Linked DNA regions of Homo sapiens: region 2 is linked to region 1. A link is an interaction called in ENCODE POLR2A ChIA-PET data of the cell type or tissue named here. Cell type or tissue: OCI-LY7. All regions are shown on one strand. Each heading gives the region's core, and the rest is flanking DNA. Links, peaks and the distances in the headings are about the cores only. Region 1 has its middle 9.6 kb from the start of OR56B4. Region 2 holds the start of C11orf42 (chromosome 11 open reading frame 42).

Region 1 (8,417 bases), core at 184-8,183:
TCTTGGCCTCCCAAAAAGCTGGGACTACAGACATGAGCCACTGCACCAGGCTACATTTAAACTTTTATGTAGTCCTAACATTTGCACTTTTAAAATTAATTATTTCATGACTAGTAAGCTTTTAATAATGTAAACTCAGTTTTGTTTTTGTTTTTTTTTTTTTTTGAAACAGTCTTGCTCTGTTGCCCAGGCTGGAGAGCAGTGGCATGATCTCAGCTCACTGCAACCTCTGATCCCGGGTTTAAGCAATTCTCCTGCCTCAGCCTCCGAAGTAGCTGGGACAACAGGCGTGCAGCACCACGCCCAGCTAATTTTTGTATTTTTAGTAGAGAGAGGGTTTCACTATGTTGGCCAGGATTGTCTCGATCTCTTGACCTCAGGATCCGCCTGCCTCGGTCTTCAAAAGTGCTGGGATCTCCCAAAGTGTTGGGATTACAGGCGTGGGCCAACACACCCTGCCAAATTCAGTATTTCAATAACCATTTGTTTGCATTTTCTTTATAAAAATTTATTAAAAAAATAATTTTTAACTGATAAAGCGAGAAAGTCTCTAAATTAATATTCCCCCGCAAATAACTAGACCATTGTTCCAGTACCATTCAGTAAATAACCCCTCTCTTCCCCATTAGTTTGCAATGCCCTTTTTTTGTCATATATTAAATTTTAAAATATATTCAAAGATCACTGCCTGCCTGCACAATCTTTTCTGGTTTTAGTGCATGTACCAATTGAATTAGTTTATTTGCTATTTTGTAGAAGAGATTCTTATTACTAACTTCAAATAACTTTTTAAAAATTAATAAAAAACTGGTTGTAATTTTTTGAGTATTATATTAAAACATGTAAATCAATTATGGAAGAAGTGATGTCATTATCTCATTGATTCTTTCCATTCAGAAGTATTATGTTTTTCCTTTCTGTCATAGGTATTTTTGGATTTTTTTTTCCATTATTGTTACCTTCTCCCTCCATTATACTTTCTAATTGGCTATTGTTACCTAAGAAACCTGATTATTATAATTTTAAGGAAATGTTTTCCAAAATACAGTTATTTTACAGTAGTACTTTCCAAAGCTAGCAGCTTTTTATTAAATTATTGTCTCTTGCAAATTTTCTGTTTTTGGAAGAAAAATGTATTACCTATCATTACGATAGTTTTGAATAATGTACACTTTTATTTTTATTTTGCATATTATTACAATATTTAGAATTTTCAAAACTATACAAAAGAAATGGTGATAGTCAACATCTATTCTAGCTCTGAACTTTAAACCCTCTCTAGAGCTCTCTCTCCTACGGCACTGGCTAGTCCTTTTCTGGTAAACGTTTTTATTTATTTAGGTGATTTGATGTTTATTTCTAGTTCTTAATTTTTTTTTTAATTGGGCATTGATGAAATCAATAACTATTTTCGGGAGTCTCAAATGTGTGATTTAAGTGGCAGGATCTCCTGCTTTCACCATTCCTTCAGTATTTATAGAGCTCTTCCTCTGTGTCAGACTCCATGAGGCAGGAGTGTGTACTTCCACTGGTAGGGAAGTTTCCAGCATGTCCAGAAAAGACCTCAGATTCATTTTTCTCACTTTTTTCTCACTTTTTCTCCAGGTCTCAGGTCTTTGTCTCTGCACAGGTGAGGATCTTGAGGGAAAAGAGGGCCAGAGTTGGAAGGATCAAACTGAGAAAGCCAGGGAGGAAGGAGAAAAAAAGGCAGCAGCAACCAAGACAGAGACCTATGAACAGAAAAGGAAACAGCTTCTCATCTCTGGCCTCTTGGTTCCTCCCTGCTAGGAGATCCAGGACAGATCCTTTCTAAATGGAATTGCTTTCTGTGGCTGCTTCTGTTCTCTTGGCTACACCTCTCTTTTATCACTTTGTTGCTGAGAGTACGTCTCATTCTCTCCCGTGGGGTTTGGGCTATTGAACAAATTGGAGCACCAAGATGCCCTGGACCTTCTTTGCTACTCCCTATGTGCTCCATGAGGCTTCCTCTAATTTTCTTCCTGTGTGCCTCAATACTTGGAGTTTTCTCATCACCACCCCAAGTGACCTCCCCATGATTTTAGAGGAGTATCAGACTCAACTTAGGGAACAGAATTACTCAGCCCCTAGTCCCATGGGAAGCACTCTTAGATAGTCTTCTGTGTCATGATGAAGGGTTGGGAGGAGGTGTCCCTCCTTCTGGTGTGAATCCCTGAATGTCTGTTCCTCTCCCCAATACAAACAGCTCAATTCAGCCTCTTCAGGAGCCATTTTCCAGTGGATGTATTTTCTAGTCTATACTTCATGTTTTACCACTTCCTTTATCGTGGGTTTTCTCTCCATATACACACATATATAAAATGCAGATGCCCCCTTTGTTGGCTATTTCCTGTCTGTCTCTCCAGATGTCTTTCCCACCTTGCTCTGTATCCACAGAGTTTAAAATCTACGGCCTCTGGTTTATTGTTGGATTTGGCCAGGGGGAGGCACTGGTGGGAGATCAGAGGGCAGCAGGGACTATAAGTAGAGGATTTATTTTTCTGACTCTCTTCCTATTGGCTCACTGTTTGACAGTGCCTGTGTTTCTCTACTAAAAACCACTGATCCTGTCAGGTGGTTCCCCTCTGCATAGCTCCTGTCAGTATTAAGAACTATTTCTTCCCACTGCTTTTCAGGCTTAGAAATGGCAATGGCTGTTTAAAAATTATTTGTGTGTGTGTGTGTGTGTGTGTGTGTGTGTGTGTATGTATGTATGTGTGTGTGTGTATATATATATATATATATATATATATATATTTGAGGTGTATAGCATACTTTGATATATATATGCATGTTGATTATTAACAGTGAGGCAAATTAACATTCCACCATCTCATGTAGCAACTTTTCTGTTTTTTTTTTTTTGGTTTTGTTTTTTGTTTTGGTGGTAGGAGGACCTAAAATCTACTCTCTGGAGCTCCAGAGTTTGGTGCATATATATTTAGGATTGTAATATCTTCTTGTTGGATTGATCCTTTTATTGTTATATAATGACCTTCTTTGCCTTTTTTTTTTTTTTTACTGTTGCTGCATTAAAGTCTGTTTTATCTGATATAAGAATAGCTGCTCCTGTGGACTGTTGGTTTTCATTTGCATGCAATATCTTTTTCCATCTCTTTACCTTGTGTCTATAAGAATCCTTATGTGTTAGGTGAGTCTTTTAAAGACAGTAAATATTTGGTTTGTGAATTTTTATCTATTTTATCAATCCATATCTTTTAAGTGAAGCATTTAGACCATTTACACTCAACATTAATATTGAGATGGAAGGTACTGTTCCATTCATCATGTCGATTGTTACTTAGATACATTGTTTTCTTCATTGCATTATGGTTTTATAGGCCCTGTGAGTTTTATGCTTTCAAGAGGTTCTATTCTGATGCATATTGACTTTTGGTTTCAGGATTTAGAACTTCTTTTAACATTTTTATAGAGCTGGTTTGGTGGTGACAAGTTCTCTCAACATTTGCTTGTCTGAAAAATACTTTATTTCTTATTTATGAAACTTAGCTTTTCTGGATACAAAATTCTTGACTGACAGTTACTCTGTTTAGGAAGGCTAAAGATAGGACCTCAATCCCTTCTGGCTGAGGTTTCTGCTGAGAAGGTTTCTGCTGAGAAGTCTACTGTTGGTCTCATAGGTTTTCTATTACAGGCTACCTGATGGTTTTGTCTTACTGCTCTTAGAATTTTTTCCTTCACATTGACTTTGGATAGCCTGATAATTATATGCCTTGGTGATATCTTTTTTCCAGTGAATCTCCTAGGAGTTCTTTGGGCTTCTTGTATTTGGATGTCTAAATCTCTAGCATGGACAGGGAAGTTTTCCTCAATTATTTCCTCAAATAATTTTTCCAAACTTTCTGCTTGTTATTCTCCTTCAGGAATACCAATGATTCTTAAGTTTGGCTATTTTACATAATCCCATATTTCCTTAAGACTTTGCTAATTTCTTCTCTTTATTTCTTTATTTTTGTCTGATTGGGTTAATTCAAAAACCTTTTCTTCAAGCTCTGAAATTATTTATTCTACTTCACGTAGTTTGTGTTTAAAAATTTTCTACTGCATTTTGTAATTACATAAATGTGTCTTTCATTTCCAGAAGTTCTGATTGGTTTTTCTTTAAAATATCTATCTCCTTAGCAAGTTTTTCCTTCATATTGTGAATTTTTAGATTTATTTGTTGGTTTTTACCTTTCTATTGTTTCTTCTTGAGTAACTTAATAATCAACCTTTTGAATTCTTTATCTTGCATTTAAAGGATTTCATGTTGAGTCGGATCCATTGCTGGAGAGCTAATGTGATCTTTTGGGAGTGTTATACAACCCTGTTTTGTCATACTGCCAGAATTACTATTCTGGTTCCTTCTCATTTGGGTACACGATTTTTTTCTAATTAATTTTTGAATTTATTTTGGATTCAGCTGGTTTTTGTAGTTTCTTTTTTTCCCCTTGAGGATGTGAGTTTAATGATTATAGTTTTTGTAACCTAATTTGGCTCTGGGTGCTTTCTGGAATGAAGACTCTGTACAAGTTCCGTGGTTATAGAGAGTCTTTGTATAATGGCTTTTTCAGATGCAGGTTGCAGTAGCAATGTGTTTGGTGTGTGAGCAGGTTCGCTGTCTCCTGTGGGTTTGGAATGATAGAGATCTCTTGAAGCTTATCTTGTTCCCCAGTAGTGTACACTATTTTTAATTTATTTTCCTCCCAATATTTTATTTACTGGGTTGAACAGCTCAGGCTTCAGGGCAGTAGGGGAGGTGTCCATAGGTAAAAACTTGCTTGGATAAAGCAGGTGGGTAAATACAATACCCCATGATGGGCAGAGGTTCCAGCCTTGACAGAGGCAGCTGGGGGAGTTCTCAGTGAAAAGCACTGAAGTCTTTTCAGGGGAAAGGGAGGGAGCTGCCTCAGCTCCCCTGCCAGGCCAGCAAGAAAGTCTTTCACCTCCTGGTCACACTCCTGACCCAGTGAGCTGGCTATTCAGATCAGACAGGCACCACTTTTCATCTGCAATGATGTTGATATTCCATTTAGAGAGGGATTGGGACTCTATCCCCTCATAGCAATCCTGAACCTGGAGGGCAATTCTCCTATGGGTATGTAGTCACTTTGAAGTGTTCCTGAAAGGTCGACAACACGTGCAACCACACTGAGATCTCATGGGAGAAACTCTATCTGTGCCTGCCATGGTGAGTGATGGGGAGAAAAGTGTCTTTTTCCAAGAACTTTCACGAGCACCAGGGTTGCCTGACTATTAGGGTAGAGCCACAGGCCTTCTCCACTAAACCCAGCACTGCACCTATGCCTCTGCTGAAAGAAACTTCCCATAAGTGGAATGTTCTGGGACTCAAGACCTGCCATCTGATTTTTTTTTTTGTCCCATGGGGTACTCCCTTGATGTTGTGCACTCCTTCTTCCCCTAGAATTAGAAGTTTCTGGGGGCTGGACTACTGTGAATGCTGCTGGTCCTCTTGGTGCAGCCAGCCAGTGGGGCTGCCACATTCCAGGACAGCGCTGGGAAATGTCTGCAAGAGATCTAGTTATGTGACCTCTCCTCAAGTCTCCCAGAAGCGGGTACCAGCAGCAAGTCTGATGCAGGTGGCCAGGAAGTGATGTAGGCTCTGTGATATTCTTGGTTATAAATAGCCTTGGTGTGTTGGCTTTCTCAAATGCCAGCTGTAGTAGTAATGAACTGGTCATGTGGACAGACTCAGGACCTCCTGGTTATCCAGGGTAATGCAGGCAATAGTGATAGCTGAGGTCACATACAAGTTTTCTCCTTCTTGGGCACTGTTATTCTGCCTGCAGATGCTGTAATGGACTGTGTTGGTTGGCTTCCATCCAGGAAATGGCACTTGGAAAAGAACATCAGCTGCAGAGGTAGCGGTGGAATTTGTGCTTGCCTTATGTTACCCAGGAGAGATACTGTGGTGTCTCAGGGAATGGATAGGTACATAAAGTTCTTTAAAGGTTCTGTCCTTTGTGTTAAGCTACCAAGGCAGGTGGAGAGGCAAAGCCAGGTGGGGAGGCAAAGCCAGTGGGGGCTGGGTCAGATAAATCCATGCTCTGTCTCTCCACATGCAGGCACAATCAGTGGCCCCATTGAGAATTGGAGGGATTTTTCTGTAGCCACTGTGGTAATGTTCCAGGGAGGAGCACATCTGTCTCTTCTGCACAAAATACTCCACACAGAGAGTGGGGATTAGCAGGTGGCAATAAGCCCCACCCAGCTCCCATATGCATAGCAAGGCAGGTCTCATACCCTCAGTGTTCCACTAGCATCAGCTAGCTAGGTTCCAGGCAGTCTGCACTGAGAACTCAAAACTGCCCCAGGCCACAAGCCTTCCAGGGGGGAGACAGAAACTGCAGCTTTCAGGTCATGCCCCTCCCAGTATGCCCATGAATCCGGGGCACCCAGTTTCTATGCAGGTAGCTACAACCCACTTCCCACTCGCCCCTCAGTTCAGGCCAAGGAAGTTTGTCCACACTTGAGATTATATCATGAAGCTCAGTTGGGAGGTTCTCTCAACATGTGACTGCTGCCTGAGTTAACTGGCTGACTTCTATGGGGTCCCCTGTGAGGTAAGTCCTAGAGTGGCTTCTTTCCATCACCTCTGGAGACTGGGAGTGCATGTAAAGCACGTTCTGATGTTGCTCCTTCTCATATACTCTGGACTGCTCGCTAAGCTCCAGCGCTGGGTAGGGTTAAGGCCTTCCCCTGTGGTCTGGATTGCCAGGTTCTCCAGTGGGAATTTATATCCCGAAGGCAGTTTATTCCCCTCTCACACTCCGGGGATTTACAGTTTTCTGCCTGGATCACAGTGTAGGCTGTAGCCCACCACTTCTTTCAGAGGGTCTGTGGTTTTCTTCAGTTTTTCTGTTAAATTCCAGTGTTGCTTCTTGGAAAAAAGTTCACAGCATGAATCTCTACTCACTGTTTTTCCTTTCCAAGTGGGAGAGGCATGCTAACAATGCCTCCAGTCTGCCATCTTGGAGATATTATTGGATGGAATTGTGTTTCTCTTTTCATCATTACTTTAAATTGTCAGATAGCAGCAACTGTGCCTGTTTTATTCACTGTTTTATTCCTAGTATCTTTCAGGGTAGCAAGCTGATAATAGATGTTCAATAAATATTAAGTTGGAGTCATATTTTCTCTTAGCTGCCATAATGCCATATCTTCACACTTTGTTATGTATAATAATATACAGTAAACATATTGATATTGAATCCAAATACTTTAATAAACTCTCTTTTTAATGCTACCAAATTCAGTGCCACACATTTTCATTTGAGATAGTAGTTGCGTTTGAGAGGTAACTAGAAAACAAATGAAAATTAAGGACTCTTCATTTTCATTTGTTTTCTAGTTACCTCTCAAATGCAAGTACTGTCCAGTGTTCTGGTCTCTCTTCAACCCACATTATTTTCTTTGGTAATATCCATTGCTATGACTGACAATAAACATCAACCAGAAATTATTGAAAACTTTTATGGAGACATATTTCTATGCCAATTTGTTTTGTACTTTGTCTGTCCTATCAAGGGATGGGCTTTTTTATCTGTTCCTTGAAGGGGATTGATTCATGATGCTAGAAATCAGATAATAAAACTTGTACATATATAGGTGTTAAGTCCATTTAAAGTATCAAGTCCAGGCTGGATGGTGGAGATTAAGAAGATGGCACAAATCCTGAAAGAGAAAGGTTCAGGTTATTAGGAAAGAAAGAATTCATAAGACAGAGGTTGAGTATAACATCTGTGGATATTTTGGAGATTAGTTACTATGGACTGTGGTGACAAAAAAATCTCGTCTTATTAACTTCCTGTATGAGTAGTGTTGAAACAGAAATTATGTTTTTAAAGGAAGTTTGAATTTCCTGATTTATGACAATCTTATCTATTGAGTGAGAGGCCCACATCCTACATATGAGTATAAAGAAACTCTGTAAAGCCCTACAAACTAAAGAGTGCCCCTTTCTTCCTATCACTCAGACTTAATAAGATACAATAAAATTTTGAAAATAAACTGGCTAAGATTTGTATGGCCAGGCATTTTGATCCAAGCCTTCATGAGTGTTAAGAGTTACAATCAATAGAAAACTTGGGACTATTGGCTTGTGAAAAAATAAAGGGCAGATTCATGAAAATTGCTTATACTCTAATGCCTTCCCATCAGCATGATATTCATAAATTTGATAATATATAATGAGATTATTGTGATTTCATTCACATGTTTGAAAATTCCTATTGACATATCTGGAAAAGCTAACCTATAATCTGTAGCCTGGTGACAGGTTTTACATCAAAGTTCATTAGAGAACAAGATTGAAGAATTCATACTATGCAAGTAAGATATATTATTAAGCTACAATAATTAACATAGTGTGGTATTGA
Region 2 (8,417 bases), core at 1-8,000, 110 kb before region 1:
GAGTTGGCTGCCATCTCCCAGGCTCATGCCGTCACCTCGCCTTTCTTGTTGGAGACTTCAGAGGAAGGATCTGGCCCTCTCATCTCAGGCTGTGGGCCCCTCAATCCTTAACTTTCTTCCATGGACAATCAGGGCCATGGGTGGCCCGGGCTGGGGCTAGGGCACAGGCTCCTTTTTATGTTTGGAGGCAGTGGCAAAAGGACTTTTTAATTTATTTCAGATGAATGTTTTATGGAGAACTTGTTGCAATATGTATAAAAGGGAAATCTCTATTCTGTGCTCATTTTTCTTTCCCATTTTTTTCTGTGGGGCTGGGGCCCCAGAAAAGGTTGTACATAGTCGGGGAGGTGGTCAGAAGTATTTTCTCTTTGGTAAGGACATTGCTGCCAAGGTTTCAAGGTACCCCTTATGCCCTTAGAGGGTGAAGGGACTCTTCCCTCTTCTCTGGATCCCAGAAGGAATAAGCAGCATGGGCCCAGGATGGTTTGGGGGAGCAGCAGCTGATGTTTATTAGAGACCAGTACCCCTATGCCAGATCTTGGGGGCTTTGCCCCCGGAATCTTTTGCTTCAGCTTCAGTCGTCACTGTCGAACTCTGAGGATAGACCCTGCAGCAGGGGCAGGGACATGGAGTGCCCGTCGGGGTCCCTGGGGCCCCCACCCTGGGCTCCTGGTGGAGGGCTGCGGGGGCTGAAGAGCCAGTTCTCTGCCAGGGTTGGGGATAGTCACAGCTTGACTCATGGCTGGTCTTTTCCCCCCCTAGCTTTTCCCTCTGGTCCTCTGTGCCATCCCAATCCCCTTCCTAGGGCCTCCTCATTCCATCTCACCCTCCCCAGTCTCCCTCATTCCATCTCTTTCACCAGAGCCCTGTGCTGAGTAATGGATTCCTCACATACTTAATTCTCATGCCTTCTCCCTCCTTCACTTTGTCCCTCCCATCCATCTCATCATCATTTCCCCTAGTAGTACCTGACAGTATCTGGGGCCCCCTCCAGAAGGGGTTTCGGCCCTTGTAGGAGAATCTGGTGGGTTTGTCCTCTGGCCCTTCCTGGGGAGGTGGCGTAGGTGGGGCTGGGACAGGTGGGGGCACATCAGCAGCTTCAGTTGTATCAGCAGGTGCTGATGTGGGGGCCAGAGGCGGCATGATGCTGAGGTTGGGTCTGACCCAGTTGGCCCCATGGGGCAATGGGTCTTTAGTGAGAGGCTTCTGTGGTCCCAGCACGCCCTTAGACTGCAGTGAAAACTTGAGGCAGGAGAAGGCAACAGGTAATGACCGAAGTAGCCGGAGGAGCTGGGGCTCACGGGCTGTAGACGTCAGCCCCAGCTGCAGCCAGGAACAAGAGAAGACCTGGTAGATGACATAGATGCTGTGGGTGCTTCGGAGCCAGGGAAGAGTCTGCTGTAGGCTCACCTGCCCTGGTGGCAGCAACAGGAAGGCAACCTTCTTGCGCAGGTCACCCATATGTAGGCGGATCTTGCAGGGCTGTCCATCCAACATTCGCGTCTCTTCATAGGCTCTCTCTGCTCGGCCATTTGGTGAGTATTCCCGAGTGCAGTGGGCGAAGGCACCCTCAGATCCTGCCTGCTCCAGGAGGCTTGGTAGTGGCCCCACTGGTTTCAGTGCCCTCCGGCCCTGCCGACCTGGCAAAGCCAGGCGGGTATGGGCTGGGCGGGACTGTTTTACCAGCACACCCAGTAGGTCATAGCAGGCTGCATCTGACAGGAAAGGTACTGCTACTGCATTGGGCCCAAAGTGCTCCTCGATGACCTGCAGGTGGCCAGTTTATAGGTCAGGGACTTAGGGTCAGAAGTTAACTGGTTGCCTACTTTAAATTGACCCCCAGGTTCACGTTCAGTTACATCTCTATAATGTGTTCAGATTTATGCTTTCTGCTTACCTCCCAGCTCTCCGGCAGCAAAACCTTGAATGTTTACGTGTCAAACTATCTAAGTACTGGGAAAACATAAAAGAATGAGACTTTGTCTTTGTCCTAATATAGTTTAGTCTACTGGAGAACACAAAAATGTAAACAGTCTGCTATGTAAAATATTAATAGAGAGCAAGGTGTGAAGGAGACAGGAAGTGATTGAACAGTCTTTACCTTTCATGGAAAGAGGATCAAGGAAGGTTTCTAGATGGTGATACTTGAGTTTTGAAGCAATTATCTAGGTAGGAGAATGGTCAATTCAGGCATAAGAGTCGGTGAAAAAACTTGAATTTACAAATCAAGGGGGGCACATTTAGGAACACATAATTTTATATTGCTGGTATGTATGGTATGAGGAGGGAAAGGCACACAGGAACTAGATTATGAAAGGCTTGTGTGTATGTCAAGTGAATTTTGTCCTGAAGGCAGTGGGAAGCCGCCTGAAGGCCTCTGGGTAGGAGGAACAGGATCAGATAGGTGTTTCTGAAAGCTAATTTTTTTTTTTTTTTTTTTTTTGAGTCGGTTCTCCTTCGTCGCCTAGGCTGGAGTACAGTGGTGCGATCTCGGCTCACTGAAACCTCTGCCTCCTGGGTTCAAGTGATTGTCCTGGCTCAGCCTCCCAAGTAGCTGGAACTACAGGCACCCACCACCACACCTGGTTAGTTTTTTGTATTTTTAGTAGAGATGGGGTTTCACTCTGTTGCCCAGGCTGGTTTTGAACTCCTGAGCTCAGGCAGTCCGCCTGCCTCAGCCTCCCAAAGTGTTGAGATTACAGATGTGAGCCACCGCGCCTGGCCAGAAAGCTAATTTTTAATAGGAAGTCATAAAATAAGAGTATTGCAATACTCCAGGCAAGGCATAATAAGGTCCTGAACTAAAATAGTGAGGGAAGATATTAGAGATATTTAGGTTATAGAATTAGTAGAACTTAGTCACTCAGGAGGTAGGGAAAAAAGAATCCTCGGCTGTGCACCCTGGCTCATGCCTATAATCCCAGCACTTTGGGAGGCCGAGACAGGTGGATCACCTGAGGTCAGGAGTTGGAGACCATCCTGACCAACATGGTGAAACCCTGTCTCTACTAAAAATAGAAAAATTAGCTGGGTGTGGTGGCACACGCCTGTAATCCCAGCTACTCATGATACTGAGGCAGGAGAATTGCTTGAACCTGGGAAGCGGAGGTTGCAGTGAGCCGAGATGGCACCACTGCACTCCACAGAGTCTCAAGAAAAAGAGAAAAGAATCTTTAAGGATTCTTCTTAGGTGACTGGTTACATGGGTGATGTCTTTAATCAATAGTAGGTTACGCAGAAATAGATTTGGAATGTCCATTCTTATACCATATCTCTTACCTCATAGTATATGCCTTCTACCCTAGCTGCAAGGGGTAGTTCTTGTAGGGAATTTGAGGCCTCATCTTTATAATGTTAGTTACGGTATACTTTCAGGGATTTTAGTTAATCGTGTGTGTGTGTGTGTGGTTTGTTTGTTTGTTTGTTTGTTTGTTTCATCATGGCCTTTTTGGGGTTGGTAACCCTGGAAAGTTTATTTCATGACTAATTGGGAAACCTATAAGAGCCTCTCTAGTAATTGTACTTAAGTATGGTTTCAACCCATTCAGGATTTTGTGGCTGATGTTTCTGGTTCTCTGCTCTACTAGGGAGCAAGGGCACACAGAATTTCCTCTTTGGGCATCTCTTATATTTGAGCCCAGTGCTTACAGTGCTGTACTCTACTCCCTACCTCCAGGACCAAATTTCGCACATCTATGCCCCTACTGATGGCATTGCCCTCTTTGTTGGCCTTCTGGTAGAATTCACCAGTGGCTCCTTAAGGCTGATCTGCTTTTTCTACAAAGCTGTTTTGGAAGTACTGCCTCCTAGCATAAGAGGAAGGTAGCTAACTATGGAGTTGCATCTGCACCTTGGATAAGCTGAGGTAGCTTGTAGACTACTGTCTTGTCACCTGGCTGAAGGAATAACTGATGTTCTTTTGTGGTCTGCATGGGACAGTTTCCCATCATTCCTTCTCCTTTGCTTCACTGGAAAACACTTCCTTTTGGGTGGGGCTCTGAGAAGGACCAGTTGCGTTTCCAGGGAGAGAGCAGAACACTGGTGGGTTGACATTTTTGGATGCAATGCTTTGCCCCATGACCATGAAATCAGAGGCACCAAGCATGACATCAGAATCTCACACTAACTGCTCCTTTGGTGTCAAGGATCCTACACAAATAAGACAAATGGGAGTGTCTCTAGAAGAGGCCCCTCTGATAGGAGTGTGACATTTAATATATCTGGTGCTTATTATCCAAGTTTCTGCTAAAAGGGTGAATCTCTGGTTTAGCTGGAGGCTCTTTATTCCCCATACGCTCTTCCTATATGCTGACAGGCATTAAGTTGTCTAATTCTAACCCTCCTTAACCTTGACAGCCACAGTGGTTATCCTAAAATAGGAAAAATAAGGAGCTCGGTTCTTTGTTAGGGAGACTGTGTTCTTGGTAGAATCACTATTTAAGACTACTATGTGCTCCTACTGAACTTCTGCTTCTTCATAGAAATTATATGGACCTTAGGCCCACAAATTTAGGTTTTCCAGGGGCATCCCAGGAAAGTGATGGTGGAATATTGTTTTCCTAGATGTCTCTTGGTTGCTTCAAATTCTGAATGTGGAGCTCTTGAGCCACATTCTGTTTAGCCAAATGTTTTTACCATATGTTCAGTAAACTGTCCGTGGTTTTGGACACAGGAAACCAGGTCACTTAAAGGTGACCTAATCCTTGAATTTGCCCCGTAATGCCAGTGATTTATCCTGCATATCTCTACCCCGATTTTCCTGACAATTTTCAATTTAAATAGGATAGTGAGTTTTTCTGATACTCAGAGATGGCATAGCTTTCTAATAGTGGGAGACTGTTTATTTTCAATCTAATTCTGCTTGATCTAGTCCAGGACCAACCTTCTACACTGCTGAAACCAGTTGCTCTAATACTTGGGAAGACCTTGAGCTCTCCAGTTTTTGCTTCCCTGGGAAGCTGGCCTTTGTGGTAAGCAGCTACCCTATTTGGAATGGAAGCAGCATGCCATTAAATCTTCTTTGAGTGTGGTAGGCACTGCTTTAAGATTTTTTTTTTTTTTAAGCCTGGTAGGCTGACTTCTATGAATGTTTTAAATTCACCTTCCTTCAAATCACATAGAATCTGATTCTAAATTCTCTGATCTGAAATTTCCAGTCTGCAGCTGAAAAGTGATTTGGTAGGATTTGTTGGATATCTGCAACCCAGATACAGCTGAGATTGTCCTGCTCCTTAAAATATACAAATTTGCCTCAAAATCCAAATTTCTTATTTTGTGGAAGTTAAGGTGGAGGAGATCTGTGAAAGAGTTTCAGATAAAGTTCAGATTCTATAGGAAGCTGGTTCTATAGGAAGTCCTGGTTCTAAGACTAGCCCCTATATCTCTTTGGCTTTATTTTTACCACTGCTTCTTTGAACTCTGCTCTAGAAGATTATTAGGAGTTCTCAAATATGAGTTGTTCTTTTTCCTCTCCTTGTTTTTACAAATACTCTACATTTAATTACTATTAAATTACTATACACTCACCACCCTCCCATGCTCATTAATTCAGGTATTTATTAAGCACTTTTTGTCAGGTTCTCCTCTCCCTCTTTGTGTGAATAACTCCTGCTTGCCTAGCTAGAATGTCACTCTTTCCAGGAAGCCTTCCTGATCTCCTGTCTCACCCCTGACTTAGCGTATCTCCTCTTTGCTCATAATTCCCTATACGTTGCTTTTCAGTGAACCTTTTTTACTGTTTTTGTAGTTGTCATTAAATGGGGCGGTTCGTGCCAATAACTTTACTGCAGTGCCTGGCACATATGGAAGCAGTGAGTAAATGTTGGTTATTATTGTTTTCAGACTTCCCACCCCTTCCTACTCACAAGCTGCTGAGACCCATGCAGGTCACACTTCGTTGCTTCCTCTTTAGCCTCCTTACTTTACCTACCTTATCCTTGATGAGGGTCCAGGTGGCATCAGCTTCATCCAGTGTCAGCAGGTTGGGGGTACCCACCAACATGGTGGGGTATGGGAGGGATTGGGCAGGGCAGTGGCTGCTGCAGGAACCCCAGGCAGCCCAGGGAGGTGAGACCTGAGGTCTTGGGCCCTAAACCACTGCATGACATCATAGAGGTCCTGCTAGATAATTGTACCTTGGATAGGGGGAGGACAGTGACTTTCCTAGCTTCACTGCAGTCTGTAATTCTTACTCTTGAGTCACCTATCCATCCTCCTGCATTAGGGGAAGAAAATGCAGGGTCTGTTAGGGTGTGTTTGTATATGTGTATGTGTGTGTGTAGTTCTTGGTCTGAGTTCTTTAAGGAAACAGGATCAGGCCTCTCCTCCCTTCAGCAGCATCTCTGAAGCAATTTACTATCTTAGCTGCAGATGCTTCTCTGTGAGGTTGGATTGGGGTCCTAAAGGACACGGGAGAAGTACAGTTATGAGCCACCTAACAGTGTTTTGGAAAATGATATGTGACTGACAGTGGTCTGACGCCATAAGAGTATAATGCCATGTTTTTACTTTACTTTTTCTATGTTTAGGTATGTTTTGATACACAAATACCATTGTGTTACAATTTCATATAGTATTCACTACAGTAACATGCTGTACAGATTTGTAGCCCAAGAGCAATAGGCTATACCATAGAGCCTAGCTGTGTAGTAGGCTATACCATCTAGGTTTGTGTAAGTACACTCTATGATGTTTGCGCAATGATAAAATTGCCTAAGGATGCATTTCTCAGAACATACCCTGTTGTTAAGCAATGCATGACTATATAGATCAGGGCTTATACTGAGAACCAAGCAGTGGTCCCAGCCTTGGCTGCACTTTGGAATTGCCTGGGAGCTTAAAAATTACTGTTGCCTGGATCAATTACTGGTGCCAGAGATTCTGATTTAATTGATCTGGGGTGTGCCTGGGCATCACAATTTCTAAAAGCTCTTCAGGCAATTTTAATGCATAACTTACGTTGAAAACCATTATTAATGGGTGGGTTACAATTGCAATGAAAACCAGGTGTGTGTAGGAGGTTGCTGTGCTGAGCAGTGTGACAATGTGGAGGGTAAGAATATAATTGGGATAATGTTGCCTTAGTAACGAGAGAATTTTCAGGAAGCCAGAATTACCCAGGTAAATTTGAGAAAAAATTTCTTCATGCTCCACTCCCTGTCCTAGTCTGATTTGTGCCTAGTAGCTAGATAAGAGCTGGAATATTAGCTATGTGTTATCTCCTTTGCGTCTTTGTCCAGAGATCTCAACTGTGTTTTGCTAAAGAAGAACCATTCTAGAGAGCCTTTCCTGTAGTTAACTTTTCTACTCCGTACCTTATCTGTTCAAGGAGTCCTTTCTCTGAGTCCCTCTGGAGAGTCTCCTTTGTGCCCAGGAATACCTCTTGTGTGTAGGAGGTATCCTCCCCTAGCCCAGCCCGGCATAGCTCTGTAGAGCAGTCCCACAAAGTTGGCTGTCATCGGAGCTGGCTGAGGTGGTATGAGTGGGGGCATAGGCAAAGGTCCTGCAGTGGTGGGAAAGAGTGTTAGTAAAATTTTCCTAAAGGAGATGTAACTGGCCTCGGGAGGGCAGGTCTCCTTAGATAAAGCTATGAATATGGGTGCTGGGTCTTTGAGCAAAGGTTTTACAGTGGGTGTGGTCCTATTTTCCAGAGAGGAATTAATATCAAACATTTCCAGGAGAGGAATTATGCCAAATATTAATATTGAGCTCTTTTGTGCTAGGAGCTGTGCAAAATACTTTGAATTCATTATATTAATCCATTTGGTATCCTCTTGAAGTAGTTACTACTATTATCTCATTTTACAAGCAAAGAAACAGGTTCAGAGAGGTTGAATAATTACTCCAAAGCATATAGAGTGAGTTTATAGAGGATCTAGGATTCAGGTAAAAGTCTGCTTGACTGAACCTTTAACCAACACGTTCCTTTGGCTCACTTTAGTGTGTGGTGGGAGGAGTGTCTGCCAGATGGAAAGTACCAAGTGGTTTAGTGAAAAGGAAATGGGCAGGATAAGAGAGGAGCCACGATGGGCCGAATCAGAAACCCCAAGTTTCTTATTAAGACAAGTGAAACCAAATTCCTTCCTTTAGCACATTTTGATTATGGTTGACAAAAAGAGGTCACCTGGTGTAGTATAGCTGCACCTCTGTTCTCTCCAGGAAAGAATTCTGAGTGAGGCAGGTGGAGATAGAGCAAGAGAGAGACATACACAAGGACAAGAGACATAGATATGGGATAAAACTGACAAATGGTGCAAGGAGACAGAGATGCAGTGGTACAGAGACAATGAGAGTGACTGATAGAGAATGGTGTACATCCAGATCCCGAGGGGATTCCAGAATGAGAAGGGGAGGGATGAGGTAGGTGCAGGGATGGTGGACTGTGGTGACTTTACCACTATGCAGTCTATGCATATAGC

Evidence for each region. Peaks named below come from ENCODE experiments on the same cell type or tissue, not always from the same donor. Only the 100,000 strongest peaks of a DNase experiment are listed, where the experiment ranks them.
Region 2: POLR2A ChIA-PET joins it to region 1 with 13 read pairs; 2 of 35 experiments call an interaction of 5 or more read pairs at or near these places.

What each region holds. Positions count from the first base shown.
Region 1 is chr11:6,093,859-6,102,275 of GRCh38, reverse strand. No RefSeq gene overlaps it. Among named protein-coding and RNA genes, the nearest start is that of OR56B4, 9.6 kb to the left of the region's middle. In OCI-LY7, for the core only: CTCF peaks have their summits at 2,246 and 2,446 (motif pointing right); a DNase peak (open chromatin) is centred at 5,655; H3K4me3 peaks cover 1,237 bases; H3K27ac peaks cover 1,061 bases.
Region 2 is chr11:6,203,200-6,211,616 of GRCh38, reverse strand. C11orf42 (chromosome 11 open reading frame 42) reads right to left here and starts at 6,060. Exons shown (of 3, transcript NM_173525.3): 1 at 5,930-6,060; 2 at 969-1,767; 3 at 482-705. The coding sequence starts at 6,001. The coding sequence ends at 575. It overlaps FHIP1B (FHF complex subunit HOOK interacting protein 1B), which reads left to right. Exons shown (of 12, transcript NM_001098794.2): 12 at 1-272. The coding sequence ends at 111. In OCI-LY7, for the core only: no CTCF peak of the experiment used is centred there; no DNase peak of the experiment used is centred there.